Regions from separate parts of the Homo sapiens genome. Here region 1 is linked to region 2. Evidence: chromatin contacts called from ENCODE Hi-C or POLR2A ChIA-PET data. All regions are on one chromosome and are shown on one strand. Each heading gives the region's core, a stretch centred on a gene start or an enhancer-like site at or near the end of the contact. The rest is flanking DNA. Distances are from core to core; before and after follow the strand shown. Region 1 has its middle 18 kb from the start of OR2S2. Region 2 has its middle 39 kb from the start of OR2S2.

Region 1 (6,210 bases), core at 3,641-6,140, 58 kb after region 2:
TCAGTAAGGGTTGCAGGTATGCAGACCTCACTGAAGATCAGCTATCCTCCGGTGAGAGTCTGAAGGAAATAGTTCCTCAGATCAAGGAGGGGAAATGGGTACTGACTGCAGCCCATGGCAACAGCCTTCGGGGCATTGTCAAGCATCTGGAGGGTCTCTCTGAAGAGGCTATCATGGAGCTGAACCTGCCGACTGGTATTCCCATCGTCTATGAATTGGACAAGAACTTGAAGCCCATCAAGCCCATGCAGTTCCTGGGGGATGAAGTGACTCTGTGTAAAGCCATGGAAGCTGTGGCTGCCCAGAGCAAGGCTAAGAAGCGAAGGCCAGCAGGCATGCTACTGTCCCCCGGAACACCCTCCCTGGCCATCCCTTCCTCTGCCCCTGCCCCCTGCACATGTCACACTGACCACATCTGTAGGCATCTTATGTTGTAGCTGCAGATGGGGACCAGTGGCTCACATTTTCGTTTTAGCCATTTGTCTCCTGCACCCACTCCCTTCATACAGTCTAGTCAGAATAGCAGTTCTAGGTCACAGGTTCTCAGTCCAAGCTGAGGAAAAGATTCCCTTGTCCAAGAGAGTTGAAAGGTAGTGACTTGGGTTTTTGCCAGTGTTTTCTTTACTAAGGATTTGTGGAGAGGAACCATGCTAAGCCATGACCAATGAGGAGAAGCAAGAGCACCTATCTGGCCCCAGGAGCCAGTTCTCTGCTCTTCTGCAGTCAGGCCACTGCCTGGGGGCTCTAGTCATTCCAGTGGAAGATGAATGTAACCTGCATGATGATGTGACAAACAACATTTCCTCCCCAACCCCAGAAGAGCTGGCTCTAGAAGGTTGGGATCAATCCTGAATTTAGTTTATGTGTTACATTTACTTTTACCGAAAAAAAAAGTATAGTATATGTAAATAATACTAAACAGTAACCTTTCTGGTGTTTCTTGTAGTGATTGAAATAGTCCCACATGTGGTCATCAGAATATAAGCCATTCCTCATACCAAGATGAGATAAGCTCTGAGGGGTAGGAGTGCCTCCTGCTGTGTGTTTTAGAATCCTTCACCTGCCTTGTTTCATGGTGGTGAAATGCCTCTTCGTCCTGTCCAAGTATGTCTTTCACGGATTGATTTCTGAATCATGTTCTAGTTGCTTGGCCCTGCCACAAGGGCCTAGTGTTCATTTAAGCATAACTGTACTAAATCCTTTTTCTGCGCATGCCTGTAATCCCAGCTACTGGGGAGGCCGAGGCAGGAGAATCGTTTGAACCCAGGAGGCGGAGGTTGCAGTGAGCCAAGATTGCGCCATTGCCCTCCAGCTTGGGCAACAGGAGCGAAACTCCATCTTCCAAAAAAATAAAAAATAAAGGAGTGATGTGCAATACAATTTTTTAAAAAAGAATCCCAAACATATTGGCATGCAAGGGGGATGAAGAGATAGGTAGCATCTTCTGTGATATGTCAGTGGGCTGTGCACGTGCACTATTTTTTACATTATTTGAAGCACTCACGTACTTAGTTTTTATTTTGCCCTAAAAGTATTTTTTGTGCTATGATTTTATTTGTGGTGCCCTTTGAGTGCAAGATGATTATGAAGCCTCAAAATGTTGAAAAATTGTTGAAGAAAATAGTACAGAAAGAAGACTGCACCTGCCAAAGAATGACCTCTCCGATCTCTTCTCTACCAGCCCACTCACATCTTTCTTCCTCCCTTGAGAGTAAAATATGCTCCACTATAGTATCTTTCACATATAAATGCCTTCTACCTATGTACTTCTACCTAATAACTTTCTAATTATTGTTTCTTACATAAACTTGCTTTCATTGTTCAGTCAATAGATTTTTCTATGTGTGAATATTGAGGATATCATTGGTCAGAATGAAATGCATCATAGGTTTCCCATTAAAATAAATGGAAATATTTTTCCATCTAATGATTTATTTTCCCCTGAGCAGCAAGGTTTTTCAGGAAAGAATTGACATCTTTAAGCAAAGGATAGGTGTTTTATATGTTTTGTATATGCGATGCTCCCTACAGAGTAAAAGTGAAGTCACATTGCCCCCATGGAGCTCATGGCTACTATTTCAGGAATGAATTGAAGTGCCTGGAAAACTTAAGTCCCTGGGATGACTAGACATGTCCCTATTCCTTGCTGCAGGTAGGAAGACAGCATTCTCAACATGTTGTATTTGTGATCAGAGGGACCAAGATTTGGCCTCTCACCACTAAGAGGAAATGACCTAGAGACCTATGGACTATGCCCCATGAAGTCAAGTTAACATAAGGGAAAAGGTGTGTATCAGCAAGGATTAGGCTTAACTGCAAATAATAGAGTCTCACAGAAGCACTGTTTAAACCAGATGGCAGTTTATTTCTCTGTCCTGTGTAGAGACTGAAGCATAGGCAATCTGGGACTGTGGTAGGAGCTCTATTCCTTCAAGTCCTCAGGGTCTCAAACTCCTTCTAGCTTACTTCTTAATCATCCCTACAGTGTGGTCCGTATTACCTCACAGTCTAAGAAGGCAGCAAGAGCTCCAGCTCCACAGCACATTCCAAGCAGTAGGATAGAAAGAGTGACAAGGAGGAAGGGATGCAAAGGCCATATACCAGCTGTCCTCTAAGAAAGGTTTCTAGAAGCTACCATACTTTAATTCTGCTTGTAACTTATTAGCCTGAACTTATTCATGTGGCCACAGAAGATGCAGTTCACTGCAGAAGATGCTGAAAAATAAAGCCTTAATTCTGGGCGGCCATGTTTCTTAGTCAGCTTGGGCTGACTATAGGCTTAAACAACAGACACTTATTTCTCACCGTTCTGGAGGCCTGGGAAGTCCAAGATCAAAGTGCCAGCTGTTTCCGTTTCTGGTGAGGGCTCTCTTCCTGGCTTGTAGATTTTGAGCTTCTTGCTGCATGCCTTTCCTGGGTGTGCAGGTGTGGGAGGAGAAAGGGAAAGCATGATCTTGATCAGAGAGAAAGAGCGCGATCAGCTCATTCTTTGCCCTTAAGTCTCACTCAGGTTCTGATGAAGTGGACAATATAATTGTAATTGGGATTATGGGTACTATTTCCTTATGCGCATCTGAAATAATAAATTATGCATTTATATGTGGACTTAGATTCTTTGGCTGTTTCCAGACAACAAGAACGTTTCATCTTTTGTGACATACTCCCAAAAGGTATGACAATAAAATCTTCACTTTTATATCTCTGAGAAGATGAGATGTTTTTACAATTGTTATCACAATTCTCTATCCTAGGAAATGGGCTTTCTAAGATCTCACTGTGTGTTGTGCTTTATCCAACATGCAGCCAGATGACCCATGGCCTTAGAGATATGGCAGTATGCTGGTTTCATCCCCTGTTCTGCAAGCTAAGCATCAACAGCTATGACATATATTTGCACATTCGTGTTTCAACTCAGGCCCCAAAGCATCATTGCAGAATTCACACATTATTAATTTCCTAAAGTCTAAACATGTAACAAATTCCAATGAGAGAAATAGTGCAGGTACCCATGGAAAGATACAGGCCGTCATGACGCAGACAGGGATGCACGACCAACACTCAATAGCTAAAGTAGCCAGAATTCTCAGAAAACCTGCATACAACTAAGAACTGCCTTTCCTCATAACTCTGTCAGCCCTTTGAGAGACAAACTGCCTCTTTGCAGCTGATCAGTGCACCCAAGGACAAACAGAGACCATCTGGAGGTTTTTTTTGTTTTGTTTTGTTTTGTTTTTTGAGATGGAGTTTCACTCTTGTTGCCCAGGCCAGAGTGCAACGGCGTGATCTCAGCTCACCGCAACCTCTATCTCCTGGGTTCGAGAGATTCTCCTGCCTCAGCCTCCCTAGCAGCTGCGATTACAGGCGCATGCCACCACACCCAGCTAATTTTGTATTTTTAGTAAAAACAGGGTTTCTCCTTGTTGGTCAGGCTGGTCTGGAACTCCTGACCTCAGGTGATCTACCCGCCTCGGCCTCCCAAAGTGCTGGGATTACAGGCATCAGCCACTGTGCCCGGCCAGGTTTTGTTTTTGTATACTCTGCCTTTACCTTTGTCCAAGGAGACGATCTATGCAATCCTTGTCTTCTCCATACACAAGTAAATCTTCAGCTGTACTCTAAATATCTGAGTTACTGTCCTCCTCATAATGTTGCTATTGTAATAGCATAAAAAACACTTTGGAACAGAATCGATTTCACCACTAGTAAAACACTTGCATTCCTTTACTTCAGCAACCTTCACAAATAGTCTTCAAAGTGCACATTATGGCTCAACTGAATCTTCTGGTAGAAAATCCCGTTATAAGAGACAGCTGGGCCTGAGGCTTCAATTAACCCCATTTCACCAAACTCACTGGGTAAGGGAGCTATAGGAACTACCAAGTGGTGGTTTTTGCTTGGATCACACAACTATCATCTGCATGAACCACTCTCATATTTTTTTTATTGCTGTGACAGTTAACCTGAACGATACAACTCCAGCAAAAACCCTGCAACACTGGGCCAGACAGCCACAGGCCCACATAATACACACGGTGGTACAAATCAACACCATCCATTTCAAAATACTGAGGATTGAGAAGAGGTTGACTCATCCCACAGGTGTTGAATGTCTGTCGTTATGGTCCACCAGCCTTACTAAGGGCTCCTATTCTATCTAGATTTACCATCCAGATTTAGTTTTAAAAGTCCCTAACCCTAAAGTACCTCATTGATCTCTCCCAAATCCTCACCGCTAAGGGAACACAAAGTTCTCACCAAAAGTTTCCAGTGACTTCACCTTCCTGGACTGTAACAGGGATACTTGGGGGGCCAACCTCTGTTTCTCTTGGATGATCGCAGGTTTTAATGTCCAAGTGACAGGCCCTGGAAAGTGCTGGGCCCTCCAAAATTCTTCTGTGGGCTGACCACACCTCGGGATTTGACCTGTGGGGCAGGGAGACACTATGTTGCAACTGTAGGTGCGAGACAACGGCCCTGGGCCTATGTGCATCTGGGCTGGGGGACCCTGGCACATGAGCACTGACAGCAACCTGCTGCTGCTTTTTACCAGAGCAGTTGACACACCTTGCTTGTGTGTTCTGTTTTTAACCATTCTGAACTGAATGAAATTTAAGAATTTTTTAATAGCCACCGTCATCCTTGTTTAAATTAGTTTTAGGAAGTAGCTTTATAGTTTTACAGGATTTTTTTTTTAGACTCAGAGGAAGTCAAGCATCAAAGCATTTTTTTTTTTTAAGACTAACAGGATTTCAGATACATAATGAGAAAGTCACTTTATTTTCTGGCTAAAATTTTCAGACAGTTTAAAGGAAAACTTTTCATTTTGTGGGTTAGTTACATTGGAAACTGAGGCTTGGGAGGTTATCAGGTCTCCAGGGTCTTTTATTTTATTTGTTTGCTTCTACACAGAGATTAGTCATAGGAAGAAACTTAATTATTATTATTTTTTTTTTTTTGAGATGGAGTCTTGCTCTGTCGCCCAGGCTGGAGTGCAGTGGTGCAATCTCGGCTCACTGCAAGCTCCGCCTCCTTGGGTTCATGCCATTCTCCTTCCTCAGCCTCCCGAGTAGCTGGGATTACAGGCATCTGCCACCATACCCAGCTAATTTTTTGTATTTTTAGTAGAGACGGGGTTTCACCGTGTTAGTCAGGATGGTCTCGATCTCCTGGCCTCGTGATCCACCCACCTCGGCCTCCCAAAGTGGAAACTTAATTTTTTAAACAATTTTTCATCTTGCTAAGATGCGTAGTCTTGTTACATTACATCTGGGGCCAAAGTAGACAGTCCAAGGCATGTAGGCTGCACTGCTCCCCAAGAAGACTTGGGTGCCCCATTCTTTCTTCCTGCTCCACCTTACCCTATAGTGTTGTCCTCATGCAAATGATTAAATCCGGCTCACCACTTCCCTTCAAACCGTCCAGCCCAAAGAAAGGGGGACAGAGAAAGAATGGATAGTTTTTCCTAAGGACTTGACTTGGAAGTTGAACGCATTGTTTTTGCAAACATCTCATTACCCAGAAGTTAGTCATATGGCCTTACCCAGATGCAAAGGATTGCAGGAGATATCATATCTGTCTGTGAGGTCATGTGCTCAGCTAAAATGTAGAGGGTTTTATTGGTGAAATGAGGAAGTGAAAAATGGATATTGAAAGATTAGTGGTCTCTGCCACAATGACATTTGTTTCATGGATGATTGGTGGATCATGGCT
Region 2 (6,407 bases), core at 2,015-4,514:
TAATCTCATTGATTTTATACCTGTATCTCCTTCTTCTATGTACTGTCTCCTCATTCCAGAAATGTTTGGAGATGGCTTGAAGTTATACACACATAATGATGTCAGGAGTTAACATTGAGCACACCTTCTGTAAAGAGCAGAATTCAATCAAGTCATCCAGTGGTGTGTGTCTGGGAGTACTGGGGCTGACCATAACAGTTGAGGTGATGATGTGGGCTGTAGGCCCTTTTCTCTCGCTTGTTCCTGAGCTTCCTGCAGGAGATCTGAGTCTGGGAGTGAGGCATTGGGTGGCAGTGGGCTAGGAAAGAGTTGCAAGATAAATTCAAGCCTGGAAAGAAAGATTCCAGACTGGAACCTCAGGGCATCTTGCAGCTTGGGAATGATTTTCCTAAATCTTGATGAGGGCAGTCACAAGCCCCTGCTCACCAGGGCACTTTGGCAAAGAAGGGGACATGATGCAGACAAGAAGGAAGCTGGCAGATCACCTCTAAATGGCGTCCAAATTCCTGAATTCTGCATGCCTGCTCTGTTCAAAATAGATGTTTCCAATATGTAAGAGCCACTTAGAAAAAAGAGGTTTGTTAAATATTTGGAAGGATGGAGTCACAGTCAAAAACTACATATCTGGGGTCCATGGTTGCCAACATTTTAATATCATGCTTCCTTACAATTTAAACTGTATTTGTTTATTGATTTATAATATATACCTATATACTTATAGGTATATATTATATACTTATAGGTATATATTATAATACCTATATACTTATATTATAATAATATATTATATATATAATATATATTATATAAATATATATATATAATATATATAATAGGTATATATTATAATACCTATATATTTATAGGTATTCTACTGTACCAATATGTTATGGACATTTACAATGTTTACAAAAATAGAAGTTCAAAAAGATAGGACAAAGATAAAATTTTTTTTAAAAAAAGAGCAAACATGGGACAAAATCAGAAGAAAATGAGGGTAGGCCACAGATTCATTCATTCATTTATTCAGCATCTATGTATTGAGAGTCAGTTGTGAGTGAAGCCCTATTTTTATACTAAGGAAACATCTGTGAACAATACAGAAAAAAACTTACCTCTGTGAAACTTGTATTCTAACAGGAGAGAAATAAGCAATAAACAATTACAAAAATAAATAGGATGTTAGAAATTTTATGGAATCAAGACTGCATAAAGGATAACTGAACACATGCATCTAATTTCATTCCTCCTAAAACCCATGAAAACTATAGTCTTTCTTTCTTTCCAATAAAATCTACAAGGTTAAGCAGAAGAAGTAAGATATCAACAGCAAGAACATTGTGAAAGTTAGGAAGCAGATGAACTAGTGCTAATTGCCATAGCAGATCTGACAGAGCCAAATCCCAAGCCAGAAACTTGGAAAAGTAAGTGTCTTACTCCATTTTCTGCTGCTTTAACAGAATATTTGAGACTGGGTAATTTATAAATAATAGACATTTATTTGGCTCACAGTTCTGGAGGCTGTGAAGTCCAAGAGCATGACACTGGCATCTAGTGAAGGCCTTCGTGTTGCATCATCCATGGCAGAAGGTGAAAGAGCAAGCAAGTACATGAAACAAGGAGAGAAAGGAGGCCAAACTCCTGCAATAACTCACTCCTGCAATAATGGCATTAACCCCTTCATGAAGGCTGAGCCCTCTTGGCTTAATCACCTCTTAAAGGTCCCATCTCTCAGCACTGTTACCATGGCAGTTAAATTTCACCATGAGTTTTTGAGGGGATATTCAAACCACAGTAATTGATAACAACTAGATTTGTAGCACAGAGAAACTCACTGTACCAAGTACCTCTAGGACCGGGGTGAAGGAAGTACTACTAAAAAAGGAAGACTAGGTGACAAATGTATAAGAAACAGAGTCCCTACACCCCTTCATTCATTCCATGACATTAGTCAACTATCTCTTGCCTACCCCAACAAAACTTTTATTCTCTGGAGGGTAAAATCATGGCTCTCTGGACTGGCAGACAACAGCCACAGTTGAGAGTATGGGTACTTTACTCTTTCATGGAGTAAAAAAACAATTAGCATAAAAGATCAGGAATCAAAATGGCTTCTGATTGCACCAGAATTACCTTCAAATTCAGAGGGAAGATGATTTCCAATAAGTTCCTAGAATTCCACACACTACTGTGTTGATTAACTTTATGTGTCAACTTGACTGGGTCATGGGGTGCCCAGATATTGGGTCAAATATTATTCTGGATATGTCTGTGAGGGAGAACCTGGATGAGATTAATATTTGAATGCATAGATGGAGTAAAGCAGATTATCCTCCCTAATGTACTAAGCCTCATTCAATCAGTGAAAGTCTTGAATAGAACAAAAAGGATGAGTAAGAGGGAACTTCTCCTGCCTTTGAGCTGGGACATTAGTTTTTTCATCAGCTCTCCTGGGCCACCAGCCTGCTGACTGCAAATCTTGGGACTTGTCAGCCTCCATAATCAGATAAGCCAGTTCCTTATAACACGTACACACACACACACACACACACACACACACACACACACTATTAGTACTGTTTCTCTCAAGAACCCTGGCTAATACACCCACCAAATTATCACTCAGGAGGTTAAATAAAAATATGTTCAGACACATAAGATCTCAAAAATGTGTATATAATACACTTTTTCTCAAGAAGTTATTCAAGGCTGAGTGAATGGCTTATGCCTGTAATCCCAGCACTTTGGGAAGCTGAGGTGGGTGGATCATCTGAGGTCAGGAGTTCAGGACCAGCCTGGTGCCCATGGCAAAACCCCACCTCTACTAAAAATACAAAAGTTAGCTGGGTGTGGTGGCATGCGCCTGTAATCCCAGCTGCTCAGAAGGCTGAGGCAGGAGAATCACTTGAACCATGGAGGCGGAGGTTGCAGTGAGCCAAGATTGCGCCATTGCACTCCAGCCTGGGTGACGGAATGAGATTCCATCTCAAAAAAAAAAAAGAAGTTATTCAAGAAAGTGCTCTATCAAAATAAGAGAATAAACCAAGAAATAGAAAGAAACTGACAAAAGAAACAGAAGTTCCAACCCATAAGAGAGGTGTAAGGAGTCCCCAGGACAGTAAAAGGAGATCCTGGCATGACAGTTGTACACCCTGCAGAGAAGACAGCCAGCCCAGAGGGCAGCCCTATGACTCCAGAGACAGGCATGTCAAGGGCTCTTATTCATAGACCCCTGCTGCCTATGGTGATTAACTTGAGGACAGAATGCCCCAGACAGCCTGGCCCACATTCTTTCCTGCACTGGCCTTATCTTGGCCATGCATGTATAAAATGCCCTCTTCTCTCTCCATGTCTTGCTGACTGGGTTAGTAGAGGACACTCATTCCACTCCAGAGAGTATTCTGCTTTGATCTATTCCCAAGAGTGGGAAGAGGGCCATACTCAGAGCTTAGAAGCAGAAAACATAAAACAATCCACTCTCTCTGATGATATTTCTGCCAGATGTCTGGTACCTGGCCACACTGCAGCACTGTCTGACTTACCCGGAAGGGACTATTGAAACTGAGAGCTTAGATTCTCAGGAGAGTCTTCCCCAAAACAGTGACAATATTTTTTTTTCATCAAAAAGCTAGATTTGCCAGTCAGAATGACTATTATTAAAAAGTCAAAAAATAACAGATGTTAGTGAGGGTGAGAAAAAAGGGAAACATTTGTACATTGTTGGTGGGAAGGCAAGTCAGTGCAACCTCAATGGAAAACAGGATTGAGATTTCTCAAAGAACTAAAAATAGAACTACCACTCAATCTACTTTTTTACAGAATTAATTCTTTTTTTTTTTTCTGAGACAGAATTTTGCTTGTATTGCCCAGGCTGGAGTGCAATGGCGCAATCTCTACTCACTGCAACCTCCACCTCCTGGGTTCAAGTGATTCTCCTGTCTTAGCCTCCCGAGTAGCTGGGATTACAGGCATGCGCCACCACGCTTGGCTAATTTTTGTGTTTTTAGTAGAGATGGGGTTTCACCATTACATAATTAATTCTTTTCCTTTATGTAGATACCACTACTGGGTATCTACATAAAGGAAAAGAATTAATTACGTAAAAAAAGATACCCACACTGGTACATTTATTGCAGCATTATTCACAACAGCAAAGATGGAATAAATCTAAGCATCTATAGATAGATGATTGGATAAAGAAAATGTCATCTACGTACACAATGGAGTACTCTTTGGACATAGAAACGAAGGCAACCATGTATTTTGCAGCAACATGGATGGAACTGGCCATGTTGGATGTCCAGTCTCTTAAGTTATGCAGCCCGGAAACAGAAAGTCAAATACCAGTGTGTCCACATGGACATAAAGTGTGGAATAATTGACATTGGATACTAGGAAGTGTGGGATGGTGAGGGGGGCTGAGGGAGGAGAAGTTACTTAATTGGCATAATGTACATTATTTTGGGTGATGGTTGCACTAAAAACCCAGACTTCACCACAACTCAGTATATCTGTGTAACAAAACTTCACTTGTACCCCTTAAATGTATTGTTTTAAAAAGCTAGGTTTGTAATTGTCACTCCATTTTTCAAAATGGAACAATTCATTGTACACCAATACATTGTAGAAGGTAAAACTGTGAAGGAAATAAAGGGAATATATATTAGCTTTCTCTTGTTGCATAATAAACCACCCCAATATCAGCAGCTTAAAACACCTAATTATTAGCTCACAGTTCTGGAAGTGAGAAGGTTGGGTGAGTTAGGCTGGGCTCTGAGAAAAAGTCAAGTTCATTGGTATTGGTGGCAGAATTCAATTCCTTGTGTTTTTTAGACTATGGTCCCAGTTTCCTTGCTGGCTGTCACCAGGGCTCATGCTTAGCTCCTTGTGGCAGCTCTCTGGTTCTTGTTTGCGGCTCCCTCCATCTTATAATCAAGAAACAGCATGTGGAATTCTTCCCACACTTTGAATCTGGCTTCTCCTTCTGCTACTAACCAGAGAAAACTGTTTTTAAAGGGCTCACTTGATTAGTTAGGTCAGACCTCGCTGGATAATCTTCTAATCTTAAAGACAACTGATTTGGAGCTTTAGTTACATTGACAAAATCCCTTCACAGCAGTACCTAGGTTAATGTTTGATCACCACACGAAGGGAATTATGTGATCATATGGGGATCATGAAGATTCTGCCTACCACAAAATGATTTCCATAGAAGTCAAAATAGTGGTCACTTCTGGAAGGGAGGGAATAAGGAAATTTAATTGGATAGGGAAATAAGAGGGGCTTCTAAGGTTCTGGAACATCCTAATTTTAACCTGGGTTGGGGGGGGGGACATGGTAGTATACTTTCTTATTTTTCCTTAAATGGTATACATATGCTTTTTACATTCTTTTGTGTGTGTAATATATCTCACAAAAAGAAAAAAATTCAATGCAAGACAAAATGGCTTATGACTACGAATGTGGCATGTATTTGATTCTAGGATTTTTAGAGCTAGTGTATGTATAAGGCAGGCATGTTCCTTTGTGAAAGAGGTGGTTAGGATTGCCCAAGTGTTTTTGCTAACACTGGGCAGGCTCTTCTTGCACACCAAGAACATCTGTGGAATGAGAGCTCATCATATGTGCCACCTACCATCTCCGGTATTCAAATTAAATGGGAAAGGGAAAACTGGAATGTGATTAAGAAACTATAGTGTATCAGAAAACAGTGGTCCACATTGAAGATGCTTCTGGCTGCTGCTTGGGCAGTCACAGCTCTCAGCTTTGGATCTTAGAAGTGGAGGTTACCAGATCCCAGTGGTAAATCAGCGATGCTCTCACAAATGCACAGATATAGTATACTCATGCACACACACACAGGAAAAGACTGAGCTGTTCGCAACAGGACACCACTTCCGTGATCAACTGTTCTTTTTTAAGTCCACAGCTGCCTTGCCTCTGAAACTCTCTGGTAGAAGCCATGACCAGATTCACTTATGACCCTTTAAAGGTCTGGTCTGGGTAGGGTATGCCTAGCAGAACCTATTTGGTGGGATGCAGACAAGAGATCTTCTGGGTCACTGGCTTTCATACAAACCTGAGATCCTGAACCCTTTGAATTTGTAAATGGCCAAGGGGACTAACCCACAAGGATTCGTCCTGTGTGGTTTCCTATTCCCCCAGATCTATCATGGACTCTGGTGACAGTTCTCATGGACTGGGGGTTCTTGTTAATTTGGGGAGGGCCAGGATGATCCTTCCGCTCTAATACTTTCCAATAGCCCAGCAAAATGGGTAGGAAGAGAGGGAAGGAGAGAAGAAAGTATTTCTGGAGAGACTTCAGAGTAATTGGATCATGGGGACACAATCCCAGATGTATAAGAAGTTTCTTGACTTGGTAACTTGAATTTCCAAACTTTAAATGA

What was found. A loop is a pair of places that touch in the nucleus more often than their neighbours do. ChIA-PET counts read pairs that join two places held with the same protein, here RNA polymerase II (POLR2A).
Region 1: a map of HL-60/S4 shows a loop between it and region 2 (2.7-fold over the local background). The contact joins two enhancer-like sites. A Hi-C loop is called at or near these places in 1 of 168 maps with a recorded cell type or tissue (HL-60/S4). POLR2A ChIA-PET finds 5 or more read pairs at or near these places in 2 of 52 experiments (AG04449 and H1).

What each region holds. Positions count from the first base shown.
Region 1 is chr9:35,937,320-35,943,529 of GRCh38, reverse strand. It overlaps the pseudogene PGAM1P2. Among named protein-coding and RNA genes, the nearest start is that of OR2S2, 18 kb to the left of the region's middle. Within about 2 kb of position 4,890, at least 2 of the 41 ENCODE cell types and tissues checked have a DNase peak (open chromatin) inside an H3K27ac peak, as active enhancers do.
Region 2 is chr9:35,993,673-36,000,079 of GRCh38, reverse strand. No RefSeq gene overlaps it. Among named protein-coding and RNA genes, the nearest start is that of OR2S2, 39 kb to the right of the region's middle. Within about 2 kb of position 3,264, at least 4 of the 41 ENCODE cell types and tissues checked have a DNase peak (open chromatin) inside an H3K27ac peak, as active enhancers do.